2 separate regions of the Homo sapiens genome follow, and region 1 is linked to region 2. The links are chromatin loops, found by intact Hi-C in ENCODE. Cell type or tissue: IMR-90. All regions are shown on one strand. Links, peaks and the distances in the headings refer to the core of each region. The heading gives the core; the rest is flanking DNA. Region 1 holds the start of B3GAT2 (beta-1,3-glucuronyltransferase 2). Region 2 holds the start of LOC105377850 (a long non-coding RNA gene).

Evidence for each region. Hi-C counts contacts between places; a loop is a spot of excess contacts. Peaks named below come from ENCODE experiments on the same cell type or tissue, not always from the same donor. Only the 100,000 strongest peaks of a DNase experiment are listed, where the experiment ranks them.
Region 1: it touches region 2 in a loop (5-fold over the local background); 4 of 110 quality-filtered maps call a loop at or near these places.

Annotation. Positions count from the first base shown.
Region 1 is chr6:70,952,281-70,960,613 of GRCh38, forward strand. B3GAT2 (beta-1,3-glucuronyltransferase 2) reads right to left here and starts at 4,780. Exons shown (of 4, transcript NM_080742.3): 1 at 3,559-4,780. The coding sequence starts at 4,149. LOC124901229 reads left to right here and starts at 4,148. Exons shown (of 2, transcript XM_047419611.1): 1 at 4,148-4,248; 2 at 4,352-6,637. The coding sequence starts at 4,148. The coding sequence ends at 5,078. RefSeq lists silencers at 3,372-3,511, 3,982-4,111 and an enhancer at 4,040-4,555. In IMR-90, for the core only: a CTCF peak has its summit at 3,827 (motif pointing left); a DNase peak (open chromatin) is centred at 3,801; H3K4me3 peaks cover 869 bases; H3K27me3 peaks cover 4,647 bases.
Region 2 is chr6:70,881,025-70,889,357 of GRCh38, forward strand. All of the region lies in intron 2 of B3GAT2 (beta-1,3-glucuronyltransferase 2), which reads right to left. It overlaps LOC105377850 (a long non-coding RNA gene), which reads left to right and starts at 5,118. Exons shown (of 5, transcript XR_001744196.2): 1 at 5,118-5,160; 2 at 7,128-7,191. In IMR-90, for the core only: a CTCF peak has its summit at 3,535 (motif pointing left); no DNase peak of the experiment used is centred there; H3K27me3 peaks cover 1,168 bases.

The sequences.
Region 1 (8,333 bases), core at 10-8,009, 71 kb after region 2:
CAGCCTGTCTTCCAGTCTTATTTCATTAACTTCAAAATTTCTAAAGTTTTTTTTTTTCTTGCTTGGAAAGTGCTATTTTTTTTTAGTATTTCAATTCAATTGATTTCCAGAGGTGAAACCAACTTCACCTGAAAAGCATCTGTTTTAAATTTAAGAAAGCTTTGAAGGTTTTCTGGTGAAAAACAGAAATCTGATCAATAGTGTTATTGAAAACATGACTAAAAATAAAGTCACATTTATCTGTAGTTGTGGCTTTTATTAAAGCAGCTTAAATCCTTTGCAAGTAAGCTTTTCCAGAGAGGGAGATGGATAGGATGCACAGGGAGGCAGGATTACCTGTGATCCACAGTGCAAAACCCCATCAATGCCACAGGAAGAAGAGGAGTAGCTGTTGAGATTTTTGAAACCTGAAAAACCCCACCACCTCCTTCTCCAATGAACAGGCCCATTTCTGTAGCTAAGATTCACACTAAACTTCATTTGCAAATGGATTTGGCTGTTAACATAAGAGTATTCAATGCAAATATTTCTTTCCTGGCAATGCAGATCAGTTGAAAGGAAAGGCTGAAAATTAGTTAGCTGTATGAGATGACAAAGCACCATTCCAGTTACCAGGGAGGAATAATTGAACACAGATTGCCTGTTGCGTCTTTAATTTAATTTGGAGACCTTTCATCCTTTGCTTTCCTTCATTTGCAGCCAATACTTACGGAGCTAATTTGTACGTGGTTCATTTTCCTCCTTTTATCTTATCCACTTTAACATCAACCATGGAAATTAGAAGCACCATGAATAAAAGATGAAACCTGACTTGGGGTATTCTTTCCTTAAGTACTGTGAATTACTGAAAAACTAATTGGTGTGCATGCACAATATAAAGGGCTGAGATATATGCCTCAGCCCTATAGCATTCCTAATCAGCATCTTTGCTTTCCCCCAAGGAGCTGTAGATTTTCAATGTTTTATCTGGTCCTACGTTTTCTCCAGAGAACAATGTCTAAACTATAATTTACACGGAATCATTAATCTGAGAACGGGTGTATGGTAGGCTGTCTCACAAATAAACCTACGGATTTCCAAATTCTGGAAAATGCACAAGACTAAGAATTCATAAATTCCACTAGCCTAATGATGGAATTCAATAATGTTTGCCATGCATGGAAAATGTTATAATAAAGAAAACTGAATGTATCAGCATACATATATGTCAAACAAAGGCCTAATCTGTCCAAAAACAATGCTGGTGGGGGAGTGGTAGAGAAAGGTACTAGTCATAAAATTACTGTCTGGGAGTGACCTCCAGGAGATAGAAAACTTAAATTCTAAGTATGTCATGCCTATTATGCTTAAAATGACAACAGAAACAATAAACCTGTTGTATTTTTTGTATATGTGGCACCTCACCATTAAAAAATGTTGCATATGCTCTTATTTTATTTTATTGCATTACTTCCAATTGTACAAAAGTTTAGTGTCTTGAAAGTTTTGCGTTTTTCCTTTATAATGTCCTCTCTGACAACACTATTTTTTTCTCCTTACCCTCTCCTCATTTTATATTTTCCCCCATATGGACTAATGAAAAACCTACTGGAATTTTCTCCTGATGCTTAATATCCCCCACCAACAAACCCTCCTTTCAGTTTGGGAAGCATCAAAGGAAGGCTGTGTCCTGAATCATTTCACTGCCTGCGTGTGCCAATTCTTCTAACACCTCACACCAAGAGGCTAGAAGCTCGGAATAAACTAAATCATTCCTCCTTCACAATCTAGCCTCCTACAGTGTTCATTAACAGTAATGTGCACTATTTTACTTCAACAAGACCACATATTGTCACAGACGAGGCAACTTCGAAGTTGTAGAAGAAAATAAAAAGACCTTGCGGTTTAAAAATTGTGGTGCATTGAAATGTACAGTCTTTGCTTCAGATGCAAGCCACTTTTTTCTTTTGGAGGGGGGAGCACTGATGCAGGATTAAAAGCCCAGTTAAAAACGTCAGATGGTATCTCTAATCTTGGGTTGAGTAAGGACCATACTATACAATGCCAAGCTTATTTATTCATTTGGAGAAACGTGGAAAGAAAGCCCTCTACAGTGAAAGGATGGAAAAGAAAAGATGAAGGACAATTACTGTGCCTTTTATTCATGAAAGAGAGGATGAATAGAAATGAAGGCGGCAATTACCTTTAAGAAAATTTTTTTAAAGCCACACAGAAAAATTAAACTGGAAGAGTACAGAATAGCTCTGCCCTGGGGTTAAGAAAGCAACCCAGAGATGAGGATGAAAGTGTGGGAAGCAGTTAGGGTATCTGATGACCAGACACACAGATTATTTTAGCAGTTCAGTGTCCAACTCACACATAGTATTTTCCCAATGTCCAGTTTACTTGGGAGAAGGGGAATTGAGGGGGAGTCTCTGAAGCAGGACGTCAAGAAATTTCAGGTGGAGGAAGGCAACAGTCTCACAGGGCGTCAAATCAATCAAGAAGATTTTCTTTGGCTGTAATTGCGTAGACAGAAGAAAACTGAGAAAACCCATGCCACTCAGTCTCATTTGCAGGCTACACACACACACACCGCAAGATACCAGCCTCAAGGAAGAACACCTGTTCTAACCCTGTGCCTGCCGGGGGCGGCGGGGGGGGGCGGTGCGCGCGTGGCCATCCCAGGGAACTCATGGGCCATCTCAACAGCAGGGAGCCCGGATGCACTCAGGACCTGGCTGCACCAGAAAGACGCAAAAGGCCCCGCCAAATGTGTCCTGGCTAACTCGCCAAAAAGAGGCCTTAGAGAAAGGTTGTGAAAAGGGATCAGGCAGCCCAGATGTTTACCTTGGGCTGCAAAAAAGACGTAACCACAGGGCAGAACAGTTTATTTTCCAGAAAGGGTTTTCTTGCAAAAAAAAAAAAAAAGTAATCTTGAGGGTCAGAAAAGACTTTTGTGAGGTGTGGGAAAGAGAGGAAGGACCTCCATAGAAGTCAGTGTTTCTTCTAACAACCATTTCCGTGCCAGTGGGCCGCAATAGTCAAATTTCTCTCTAGGCTATCTCCACCTTTCTCCCTATATGGTCCTAGACTGAGAATCACACCTGTAGGCACTGAAAAGCCTCGAGTAACACCTAGCCTACCCGTCCCCACCACCCCCACCCCTCCACCGCCACCCGCTACGGTGCAGGTCCCTCCCTGATCTCCTATCGCAGCCAGCGCCTGCAGGTCTAAGCTCCATCCTCAGGTCGTCAGGAGCCTGGCCCCTGGAAATCATTCCCGCGCCTCACACCTGTGCTATTCTCTTGACACAATCTCCACACAGAAAAGCCCCAGGGCAGACTCCCGCCCCTTAAGCCACAGTGATCCTCTCACACACAGCCCCTCCACCCCCACGGCCAGCGGAGGCTGCGGAGTGCCAGCAAGGAGCGGCTCCACTCGGTGCCCCGAATGCGCGCACGGAGAACTGAGAACTCAAAAGTGCACCCGGAGTGCAAGGGGCGTGTGACTGCAGCCCGGCCGGCCCGGAGGCCCACTCCCGCCCTCGCCCACCCAGCGGGGCAGGCTGGCCTTTACCTCCTGGAAGAGCTCCAGACTATAGGTGTTGTCGTCGTCAGCGAAGAAGAGCACGCCGGGCTGCGCGCGCTGGTGCTGGTGCCTCTGGCGCAGCCAGGCGAGGCCCGCGTTGCGCTGCTCAGTGGCGCGCGGCAGCCCGGGCCGCTTGTAGCGCCGCGGCGTGGGCACGTGCAGGTGAGTGCTGGGCAGCCCGGCCCGCGCCAGGAAGCGGCTCACCAGCTCGCTGCGCGCCGCCGCGTCCTCCACCAGGATCCAGTGCAGCTGCGCCACCTGGCGGAACGTGTTGGCCAGGCGGGTCAGCTCCGCTTTCTGCACCGGGCGGCTGTAGGTGGGCGTGATGGCATAGATGGTGGGCAGCTGCGGCTCCGGCTGTGGCTGCGGCCGAGACTGGTTGCGCTTTTGGGTCCCGTGAGCCGGGCCGCCCCTGCGGAGCGGGAGTCGGGCGCCCCCGCGGCCCACCGCGTAGGGAGAGAAGTAGGGGCGCGGGGTGAGCGGGGGCACTGGCCTGCGCGTGTCCACGTCGAGCATGATGATGACAATTAGGATCCAGGGCAGGAGGATAAAGAAGCGGGTGAAAAGCGCGGACTTCATGGTGCACGCTCCCTGGCCTCTCGGACACCCCAGAGAGGGGCGAGCCGAGGGACCCCAGTGCGCAGCTTGGACAGCGGCGGCGCCAGCACTTAGGGAGTGGTGATGGGTGCGCTGTCCATGGGGCCGAGGGCGCTGCAGAGACCTGGAGCCGCGGGGCTCACTACCTGGGCGTGGAGGAGCGGCAGGTTCGCGCAAGCTAGAGCGACAAGGGGTGCAGGCGGGCGGGCAGGGGCTGCCCCCGACTCCAGGTGAGCTGGCGGGAAGCGGGACTCGGTCCAGCCGCGCGCCGCCGGTCCCGGAGTTGTGCCGAGTGCGGGAAAGGCGCTGATCCCCACCGCGCTCTTTCTGAAGAGTGGAAGCCGAGAAGCGGCACCCGGTGCGCCTCGCCGCTCCAGTCCGGCGGTGCTGCGGGCACAAGGGCTCCAGCCGCGGGCCCCCAGGACGCTCTCTGGGACGCCTTCGAGGGCGGGCGGCGGCGCTGGGGGCTTTCCTTCCTCACATTCCCGCCGGGGTGGCGAGGAGCGGGTGGAGACGCTGGGGGTTGTGTCCCGGCTGTGTTCGCGCGCCGCAGCGGAAGCCTGCTCTCAGTCCCTTGCTCTTGTCTTCTCAGAACCTCTCCGGATCCAGCAGCAAGATCCCAAAGCAAGGAAAGAAAGAAAAAGCGAGGGGGCGGGGGCGCTGCAGAATCCAGCGTCCTCCCAAGTCCTCCTGTGGGAAGACAGCAGCGCTGCTACTGGTGGAGAGGGGCTGCGAGAGGGAGGCGCGGAGGGACCCCTTGGCTCTCCGCCGGGTCTGGCGCTAACGGCCCCGCGAGCAAGCTCGGGAGGCGGCCGCTGCACCGCGGGTGGAGGAGCGGGAGGAGCGTCCCCGCGGGGCTGCACGACCTCCTGGAGGGGGTGATGCTCGTTCACCTCTCTTCAGCTTTGTGAAATACCGCAAGGTCTTTGGAGATGAGCCAGGAAAATCCATTCACGTGCGGAAATTTGCCGGGCTACGCGCGTTGCTGCTGATGCCTAGGGTTCGGAGTGAAAGGAGGGGAGAAAGCGAAGGGATTCCTCCTCCTGCTCCCAGCTGCTGCGTTGATGTGCTGGGGTGTATCGAACAGCGGCAACAAAAAGCGCTTTCACTGCAAGGCAGACATCAATAGGAGCCCACGGAGATGGAGGGGTGCTGCACATAGGTGTTTGGCATGTGAGACAGTCCATAAGAAAGAATCAATTCGGAGGGCTGCTGCCTGACTGCAGTTTGATCATGGCGGGTGGGGGCGGGTGGAATTCCTAAAACTCCAGCCGAGCATGTTTAACTTATTTTTCTTCAGTAATTTGGAGTCACGGTCCCTCCCAGTTCTTCGCTGTCACCGGAATTACTCCGTTTGGCTCTCCCAAGGCTCCTGTCAAGAAGGCCTAAGAAGTAGAATGGCCTTCATTTTCAGGATAAGGAAGCTGAGGTTCAGGGTTTAAAATGATTTCTCTGAGGTCAGTGGCAAGTGGCATATGGAAATAGAACGTGGGTCTCCTGCGTGTGTCTATAGCTAGTGGCGTCCTCACTGCATGGCCTGCAGAAATCCCACCCAACACAGCCGGGCCGGTTTGGCCTTCCTACATATAAAGATGGTGCGATTGAAATCAAACAGAGTGTACCATGACGAATAGAACCATGATAGGGTCTGGAAGACCCCAAGTAAACAGTTGGCACTTAGTTTAGACACTTTTTGCTGTCTAGCTGGCCTACTAGCTGAGTGCCTGACCTTCTGTAACTTACCAGGAAGAAGGGCTGTGCTTCCCAGGCAGGTCCCAGGGAAGTGCTTGCAAAGCAGAAGGAAAGCTCCAGACTGTTCTGCCCTAGCCTATGATAAATAATTTCTGAGCCCATCTTGTCTGGGTTGTCTGCCTTTCTCGGGCTTGTTCACAAATAAATCTCTCTCCGACTGTGCGTTCTGGTGCAACTGAGAGCTCTGGGGCGAATGGCTCTCCAGCTTTTCTGACAGCTCCTCTTCTCCCAGTCCTACCCCTGAACCCCCCACCTGTTAAAAGGCATTGGCTCATCTGTGAATTTCCCTAACTTCCTCTTCAGATTCTGAAACGTGAGAGTGAAATTTCAGACTAACACCCAGCCACCCCAACAACTCCCTAGAGCTAGCCTTCTGTCCCAACTTCCCTGTGCCATCCACAACTCATACATTAAACTCTGCAGATTAGTGCATCCTAAACATAGAAAACAACGAAGCCATTAGACCTCTTCCCATTCTCTCGAATAGCCTAATGTGCCTCTGAATATAACACAACCTTGGAAATGTATTCTGCACCAGCATCATGCCAGGATGGGGAAGAGGAAAGAAGTCAAGGCCTCCCTTTAAGAAAAGGTTTTTCTTAGGAAGCAGTGCACCCCTCTCCCCTAAGTTACTGAAGTCTGGTTCATCCTGTTGGAAATTTTAAATTTGGTTAAAATGCCTTGTGTTTGCTGGAATAAAATTCATGTTGTTACTGAATTGTACTAAAAACATCACTAACCTTTGTTAGTGGGGAACTTTTGGTTGGTCCAACTATGCCATAAAACCTATTTGCTATTACATCCTCTCCAGGAACCAGGGCTATTCAGAGATGAAACACTGTGTGTGTGTGTGTGTGTGTGTGTGTGTGTGTGTGTCTGTGTGTGTGAGAGAGAGAGAGAGAGAGAAAGACAGACAGACAGGGTCTCTCTTCAATGCCAAGGCTGGGGTGCAGTGACTTGAACACAGCTCACTTCAGTCTCGATGTCCTGGGCTCAAGCAATCCTCCTGCCTCAGCTTTTTGAGTAGCAGGAACTACAGATATAAGCTGCTACACCCTGCTAATTTTTTCATTTTAGTTTTTGTAGACTGGGGTCTCCTATTACCCAAGATGGTCTTGAACTCCTGGGCTCAAGCAGTCCTTATGCCTTGGCCTCCCAAAGTGCTGGGATTACAGATGTAAGCCATTGTGCCTAGCCCAAAGCACTTTCAAAATCAATTGAATTTGCAGTTTGAGACTTTAGCTCATGCCCAGAATTCATGGGTGTCATAAAACACAACACTTAATTAGCACATCACAGACTGTCACTTCATTTTTTTCTATTACCCTTAGCATTTGTACCCAGGTTTATTTCATTCAGTCATCTGTTGGGGAGCTTCATGGTTCTTGGAGTCAGGCAGACCTGGGTTTGAGTCCCCTCTGGGATACTTTCTACTGTGCAACTTTAGAAAATCAGTGAACCTCCCAAGGCCTGTTTCCTCATCTGGAAAATGGGGTTAATAATACATACTCCATGGGAATCTTGCAAGGATTAAATGGTGTATGTTGGGTAGTTTGAAGAAGAGCCATTATTACACAGGCAGTCAATAAATGATATTTCAATACAGATAACCCTTCCTCAAAAGAACACCTTAACACAAGAGATCTTGATGGATCATCGTTATCAAATGAATATAAAATGAAATCTAAACAGGACTGATAATGCTTCTAAATAGTACCTCTGCTTGTAATGAAGATAATTCCTAGAGTGTATGTTAGAGTCTTCCCAAGTTGGTCTAGGGAGTGGAAGAAAGAAGAAATAAATTTACCCCAAATGCAAGGTATAGCTTGTCATGCAATAAGGATGACATGATTCCAAGTGACATTTATTTCAGATGGCTGAATATGCCATATTGTTTTACATTAAGCCACTCAATATGTGGCCCCGAATCTCTTATGATCAAATCTGAGCAAAGATATAAAGATACGAAAATTATCATTAAGGATGTCCATTAGAAGTACAAAACCAGGGCAAAACATTTTTAAGTGCAAAAACTTATACTTTAAAAATATGTCACGAGTCTATCAGGGGCTGGAATGGAAACAACTCCTTTAAATGGGAGCTTGGAGAAAATGTCATTTTTATGAAGCATAATCACTAAGTAAGCTATGGTACTTTTCCATATAGCTTATGATATTCTTACATAAAACAATTTAAGCTTGATCTGTGGCTGATAATGAAGGTTGCTGGAAGTCACTAGAGTAATTAAAATAATTACCTAACTTCGGAGCGTCTGCACATCCTCTCAGTGTTTATTTTCATTTAATCTCTCTAATTATTTATGTAGCAAAGTGAGCATTGCTTCGTCTGTACTAATGAAGCCTTAGATTGCTGGCATCAGCCACTGCATTTCAGCATTCAGTTGTTGTTCTCAA
Region 2 (8,333 bases), core at 17-8,016:
GAACATGCTGGATTTATAAGTCTCCTTCCACTGACATTTCTATTTCTTTGTACTTTTGCTCCTATTTTGGAAGAATTCCTGGAGGATTCTTCCAGGAGGGCTTTGGGATCCACTCCTCTGCATTGCAACCCTAACAGTATCACTGACACTTAGAGCCTCGATGCTGTCACCCTCTCACATGAGGTTATTCCAGCAGTCATGCCTTTTATTTACAGGAATCCTTGCTCTCCAATGACTCTTTCCTCACAGCTGCTGGCTCTTGTTTTATGATGCCACATCTTTTAAAATCTGAGAATGAACTCTAGAAATTTTAAAAGCCCTCTCTTGATTCCTATACTCTTTCAGTGGGAACTCCTGTGTCTTGGTTTACTTTTTTTAATTATCTACTCATATTTGCAAACAGAAGTCAAGGCTGAACAGCATTGATGGCTTGTATTGGTCTTTGTTAGCAATTGTGAGAGGCTTTATTTTAGGTACACCTGTGGCCACTTTGAGCGGTTTCCACAGAAAAACCAGGGAGTTACTCAGGGAAACTCAACACTTCAGAGGCGGCTTCACCAGTGGGCTGTGATAGAGCCTTTCCCTCCATGTTAATGGGAGGAAACTGCCCAGAAGTCAGGCAGAACCAGGAGCTTACCACACAACCCCCACCTGATGTGGGGGCATTCTCTGCCATGCGAGGAAGCTGTGTAGGGGCTTGATGGCATGTGTCTGAGGCACGGCCCCCTTCAGCCCACTGGATCTCTGCACTCTGAGAATAGGGGTGTCCAGGGGCTCCCATGAGGACACCATCCTCTTACTTCTCATATGATCCCCCTCCTCTGTCTGTCTGTCCATCCAAACTTAGCCTCACATTTCTCCCAGAAGCTTCATTGTACATGTCCTTTTCTGTTTTCCAGCATGGTTTTAGATATTTTCCTACTTTCTAATCCTGATCTTTTTAATGGATGGAGGAATGTAGAAATGGTAAAATTTATTACAGTTAATTATAAAAAAGACCATACTCTGCCCCCAACCCTCAACCATTCTGGATAAATGAAGGTTTGTTATTCTTTCTCTAACAGCAGACTAAAGCTAAAGAACTCAAACTATAAAACTCTTGGAAGACAACGAGGAAAGCTTCATGAGATTGGATTCAGCAGTGACTTCTTAGATATGACACCAAAAGCACAGACGACAAAAGATCAAATAGGTACGCTGGGTGTGGTGGCTCACACCTGTAATCCCAGCACTTTGGGAGGTTAAGGCGGGCAGATCACGAGGTCAGGAGATCCAGACCATACTGGCTAACATGGTGAAACCCCGTCTCTACTAAAAATACAAAAAATTAGCTGGGCATGGTGGCGGGTGCCTGTAGTCCCAGCTACTCAGGAGGCTGAGGCAGGAGAAAAGTGTGAACCCGGGAGGTAGAGCTTGCAGTGAGCCGAGATCATGCCACTGCACTCCAGCCTGGGGGACAGAGCGAGACTACATCTCAAAAAATAAAAAATAAAAATAAATAAATCAAATAGATAAACTAGACTTCTTCCAAAACTAAAGCATTAGTGCATTAAAGAACAGTATTAACAGAGTGGGAAAGGTAACCCATAGAATGGGAAAAATATTTGTAAATAGCATATCTGATAAAGGATTAATACCCAAAATATAAAGAATTTCTACAGCTCAGCAAGAATAAACCAAACAACTCAATTCAAAAATGGGCAAAGTCCAATATGACTGATATAAAAAGAGGAGAGAGTGGAGAATGCATGCCGCAGAGGAAAGGCCATCTGTGAGCAAGGAGAGGCCTCAAGGGAACTCACATGCTGACACCCTGACCTTGGACCTCCAGCCTCCAGAACTGTGAGAAAATCCATTTCTGTTGGTGAAGTCAAATAAATACATAAACATTTTATAGAAATGTATAAAGGACTTGAATAGACATTTCTCTAAGAAGGAAGTACAAATGGCCACGAAGCACATGAAGTGCAAATCAAAACCAGAATGAGATACCACTTCATCCCCATTAGGTGGCTATTATTAAAAAAACTAATACAACAAAACAGAAGCAAATAAGTATTAGTGAGGATATGGAGAATCTGGAACCTTCCTGCATTGCTGTGGAGAGTGTAAAATGATGCAGCTGCTGTAGAAAATAGTATGGTGATTCTTCAAAAAATTCAAACAAAAAATTACCTGTGATCCAACAGTTCTACTTTGGACATCCAAAAGAATCTAAAGCAGGGACTCGAACAGATATCTGTGCACCAATGTTTATAGCAACATTATTCACAGTAGCCAAAAGGTGGAAACAACCCAAACGTCCATGGCTGTATGCATGGATAAACGAAATGTGGACTATACGTAACAATGGAATATTAGTAGCCTTAAAAAGGAATGAAATTCTGATACATAATATAATATGAATGAACCTTAAAGATATTATGCTCAATAAGCAAAAAAAAAAAAAAAGGGACAAATATGATTCCACTTATATGAGGTACCTAGAATAGTCTAATTAATCGAGACAGAAAGTAGAATTGTGGTAACCAGGGGCTGAGGGGAGGGGCAAGTCAGGAGTTATTGTTTAGTGAGCATAGAATTTTGGTTCAGTGATGGAAAAGGTGTGGAGTTGGACAGTGGTTATGGTTGCACAACAATGTGAATGAATTGAATACCACTGAACTGTCCACTTCAAAATGGTTAAAATGGTAAATTTTATGTTACGTATATTTCACCACAATCAAAACACAGATAAAACTTGCATTCCCAATGAATACAGGCAATCTTTTTGTTTATATTGTTGCTGGTGTTTTTCAGTTATTATGATTAAAATATTCCTGTCCTATGCTCAAATTCTCTTCTTGCTTGAGCAATGGAAGACGTATTTTCTATGGAAGTGACTCTATTGAGCGTTCCCAAACTCTGTCATGAGGTTATCCCACCTGAGATGGACACAGGGGGTGGCCTGGGAAAGGACTGTGACCACTGAGAGACGATAACGAGCCACAGGAAGGAAATAGGAGTCGCTTCTGATCACTTTCGCCCGCCTCTCTTACTCCTGGGTGCACTTCGGGATCACCTCAAGACTCAAAAAAAAAAAAAAAAAACAAAAAAAACCCGCAACCACACAAATACCAGGCCTCACCCTCAGAGACTATATGGTCTCTTTGCTCCTAGGTGGAGCTCAAGTGTGGGTGTTTTTTCAAAGCCCCTTGCCATTTTGATGCGAAGCCATGGGGAGACCCGCTGAATTAGACCCTCCTCAGAGAGCTCTGGAGTATACAGCTCGGCATCCCCCTTTACACCTCCACCATTAAATAATGGCAATGTTGTCTCAGAAGCGAGAAGCTTTAAATCTTAATTTTGATAATCCTTACACTAGAAAAGGAAAACATGTTAAAATTCATGAATTCAGCAAACATTTGTTCAAGCTATTACCATCAGAGACTGTGCCCGGCCTGGAGATGCAGGCAGACCCGAGCGCCCTCCTAGTGTACTCCCGGGCTAGCAAGGCGGCCAGGGGCAGGGAGGACACTGACATGAGCGCCACCTTGTGGAAATATTCATAACTGCATAAGCCAAGGATTCTAGGGGAAAAGGTAGAAAGGGGCATCCACGTGTGATGGAAAATCAGGAAAAACTTCCCAGAAAAAGCGATTCCTGCCTCATCAATGAGTCTGGAAGAGTAACTGGAAATTAGCTAGGCAAACGTGAGAAGAAAAGTGACATTGCATATCCTAGGCTGGAGGGCAGTGTGTGCCACTCTTGGTTTAATCAGGCCCATCAGCTTAGGGCAATGCCGACTGACCACAGCGGTTGGCCTGAGGGATTTAAAATTGAGGTGAACTGATGTGCAGAGTGTTTGGGGTCAGGGTGATTACAGCTGCTCAGGGAGCCCAGGAAGAATGCCTGCAAGGCTTAACTTCTGAAGCCAGTGCAGAAAAATGTGTAGTAGTCACAGCAAACAACCTGCATGCCAAAGAGAGAAGTGGTCTGCACCCCGGCCCCCACGTTAGCAGTGCAGGGCAACAACCCTTAATCCTAACTATTTACATGAGTAAAATAAATAATACCTATTTAACAGATTCTAGATGAAAACTATTACCTACAGATGCTCTCCTAGGGACTCTTAGGAAAGTCGAGGTGGTGAAAAAGGACATTTGCCCCCTTGTGACTTGATTAGAAAGCATGAGAATCATTCTTTTAAATCCTTCCCTATGTGCCATCAGGAATTTGCATATTGAATACTTGTCTCGTGGTCTACATAGACTCACCTACAGGGGCAAGCGGCACTCACATGGCACCAAATGCCTTGCAAATCTCAATGTTACAAATGGCATTTTCTTCTGAAAGCTCAAGTGCTGTTTGTTTAGATTTTCAGCTGGGAAATTTTAACAATGAACACGTATCTGCTCCTAAACAACTCTTTAATGATCTTTTTTGGCTTCGATTTTCTCCTGTTGATCACTCTCTTTTGGGGGTATTTAATCTAAAGTAAGGGCTAGCGTTTATCTCAGCATGCCATCCTGCATGCTGAGCCAATTCATTGAATGATAATGAGCACAGGTCCACCCGCCAGAAGAGAAATGAAGTTCATCATGAGCCCACAGCGGAGTTCAAATGTTCTTAAATACTACCGTTAAGAGTGATCTCACAAAGCTACAAGTGGGTGCAGATTCAAATATTCACAGAACAGCAGGAACTTCTGTATGTATTCGTTTTACTTCAACCTCAACACAACCCAGAAAGCTGGTGCAATGATCCCTAATCTACAGGTATTAGGAAGAAGCAATGATCCCTAATCTACAGGTATTAGGAAGAAACAGATATTCCCCTAGATCTTCAGGCTGCACAGCCTGTATGTGTCAGAGCAGGACCCAAGGATGAGTGATTCTTCCACCCTACAGCTACCTGCATGGACCTCACCACTGTGATAATCAAACAAAACACTGACCTAATTCATCAAAATAAATGTGTGAGCCAGCTGAACCCAAAGGCACAGTCTTGTTTCTTGGTTAAGAGTGACATTCACCAAGTGTCTACAATGTTCTACTCCTGGCTGCTTTGCACGTGATGTCTGATTTTGTGAAAAATTTCATTTTCCCTGTTCTGCAGATGAAGAAACCAAGAAACTGTTCTGCAGGCTCAGAGACCAAGAACTCAGTGACTTGGCTGTAGGTGGGTGAGTTGGAGACCATCTCTGTAGACACACTGACCTGACTCTGAATCCCAGACAACTCACTTAGCATACCTAGGCCTCGGGCTCCTTATATGTAAGTGGGGATAATAAAACTAGCATATCCCTTGCACAGCTAAGTGAGGATTCATGAAGAAAGAACACAGAATGCTTCCAAATGCCTGATGCTTGGTAAATGCTAAGCAAACAATATATAATTATTGAGTCTGCTGGACATCCTGATAGAAAGGAAAACTTCAGGTTTTCAAAATTTTTAGTCCTGGAATGAATGTTTTATTCCATTGAAATCTTGAGGGGATCTCCAATATGTAAATGCAGAGCTGCTAGAATTGAGGTGGACAGAGGCCTGGAAACCCGTCTCCCCACTTCCCCTTCAGCCCTGAAAGGCCTCTGCAGAGCCCTCCCTCTCCACGTCCACCCCACCTGACCCCACTACCAGCTGCTCCAGAGCAAGCACCCTGAGTATGAGCACACAGATGCACATGTGCTCCTTGCCCCACACGCCCACCTCTACCCAGCACAGCCCTGGCCACAGCACATGCAGACAGGACCAGACACAGTACTGTGGGCATCAAATCCCTGCAAGTCTCTAGACTGCACCATGTTCTAGAAATAGATTAAAAACTGAGTGGCAGGCTGCCTATTGCCCCAACACTCTGCCACCTGTCCCTGTGGTTCTATAAGTTGTTGGGACAGAATTACCACCCCCTGGCAGCTGCAGTCCTCTCCCGGTGACAATCACACTGTACCAACCCAAGGACAAAGTCCCAAGCTGGTCCCTAGATCCTGCACTAAAAGGTACCACATGACACATCAAGTCACTCTACTGAGAAGATTCAGTAACTTTATAGTTCTCATAGAAAACATTCATGCATGGAAAACAGCACACTTAAATCACGAATGACTCCAAAGTGGCAGGAAGACAATTCCCTCCATTTTCTTGCAGTATTTATATTCATGAAGCAAAGCAAAACGTCATTAATTTTGACTGCTCATTTGGCTTTGATGATCATCTGATCCGGGCTGGGCTGAAGCTGATCACAGCATTATCTACTGAGAAAAGGTCTGCCAAATAAATTAACCCAGGCAAAATTCCTTGTTGACAAACATTGAGATGAAGGAGACCCAGAATAACTGTCATTCCCACGTCCCTGCAGAGAGCCCACAGAAAGCAGCCTTCAGCAACCTGCCCAGAGTGATCCCTCGACCCCCTCCAGTTTCATGGTCATCATTTATAATAATTTTTTAAAGGTTTGCCTGGTAAACTTGTAGCGGGGACAGCTGCTCTGGGATAGTGCCGTCACTCAGCCCCACTCACAGGCTGGGGCTAGGGGAAACCTGGGGCTGGGATTGGGCAAGGAGTGGAGGGCAGGATAGTCCGGCTTCTGCCTACAGGAAGGATGCATTCTGGGAGTCGGGGTGGCGGAGCCTCAACAATTATAATGAGAGATGTACAACCACTGTGACAAGGTGCAGAGGTATGGGAGGCTGAGAGAACAGCACATTATAACACGGGAGGAGCTATCTTAATTGAAGCATCAGCAAAACCTTCCCCAAGAAGGCAGCCTTTAAGCTGAGATTTGAAGGATGAGTAGGGCTGAACGAGGAAGGAGCATTTCCAGGCAGGGGCATCAGTGCAGGCCCCAAAGGGAAGGGTAGAATGTGCTGGAGGAAGTGATCTCTGCCCGCAAAGATTGAGTAGAGGGGAACAAGAATAGTAAGGTGGGCAGGGGTGGGCCGGGCAGGGCCTGGCAGGTGCCAGTGACAAGGAATTGTTTATTCCAAGAGCATGAGTAGCCCCTGAAGAGCTATGAGCAAGGGACTGCCAAGAATCTGGTTTGCATTCCTGAAAGATTCCTCCTGCTTCGAGGTGGAGTGGACACGGGAGAGGGCAGGTATGGATACAGGAGGCCCAGCCAGGCGTGATCACTGTCTTCCTCACTTTCAGCCTCGACACCCTCCACTGGGACAACACACCCACAGTGAATCCTGAGCTTGAAAACTTCAGTCAGGTGATGTGATTTTTTTTTTTTTTCCTAATATGCAGACTCCTATTTTACACAAAATAGGTGTTCTGGTTAAAAGAATGTTTTAATTACCCAACATCACTGTATTTTCTACACATAAATTACGACTCAAAGGATAATACAAATTACACCAATTAAAATTAACCAAACTTAAATTTAATACATCATTTATCACCATACCATACAACAGAAAAAGGTGTTAAAAAGATCTAAGTGTCTGCTGATTTAGAGTATAATCTGAAAAGGCTGTTAAAATTTTATAAGTCCCCAATAGCTGTGGTATTTAAGACCTCCTCTCACCTCCCAGCCCGCTACGGGCTCATTACCCAGATGGCTGCCTGAGCCTCCAGGCCCAGCCCTCCTCCCCCATTCATCCCACACTGCCAACATGTGGTTCTCAAACTGTATTTCTAATCACATCAGTCCCCTACTTGAAAAATGTCAGACTCTCCAATGTCCACAGAAATGAAGAAAAACTTCTCATCTTAGCACTCAGTCCTCACTATCTGACCCCAGCTTGCCCTTCCCAAGAGCTACACATACCCTGGGATAACTTGTTCCAAAAACACACCCTGCCCATGATCCCTCCCTACCCTGGCCTGGGCCTAGCACGGAAGGTGCCTCTCAGATGTCACCTCTTCCCAAGACCTTTCCCGAAACTCCCCCAGTGGCTGTGGTTTTCTCTTTAAATGTAACCCCCAATCATTCCACTTGTACTCATTTTCGACCCCACGATGTATCTGCCATGCTCTTGTAGACATTCTCTCTCTGCTAGATACAAAACTCCTTGAGGCGAGGGGCTGCTACATTCAGTGTGTGTGGAATTCAGCCAAATGTCACTTCTCCCTCTATTAACATTTGGCGGACGGTCAATTCCAACAACTGGCCCCTCCACCTTCCCAGCCCTTGGCTTCCTTACTTATCTCACCTTTTTTCTGGGAGTCAGAGGTGACTCTATCTAGGTGAACCTGTCCATCTAAGGTCTTGATCTCCCCTCATTTCCTCTCCTTTGGGACTTTCAACACTTATCACTTCTTAAAACTTCAATTTCTCCCCCTCCATCATTAAAGAAAGAGGAAAAAGCTGTTATACCCCTTGAAACTGCCACCATCTGTCTTTCCTACTCA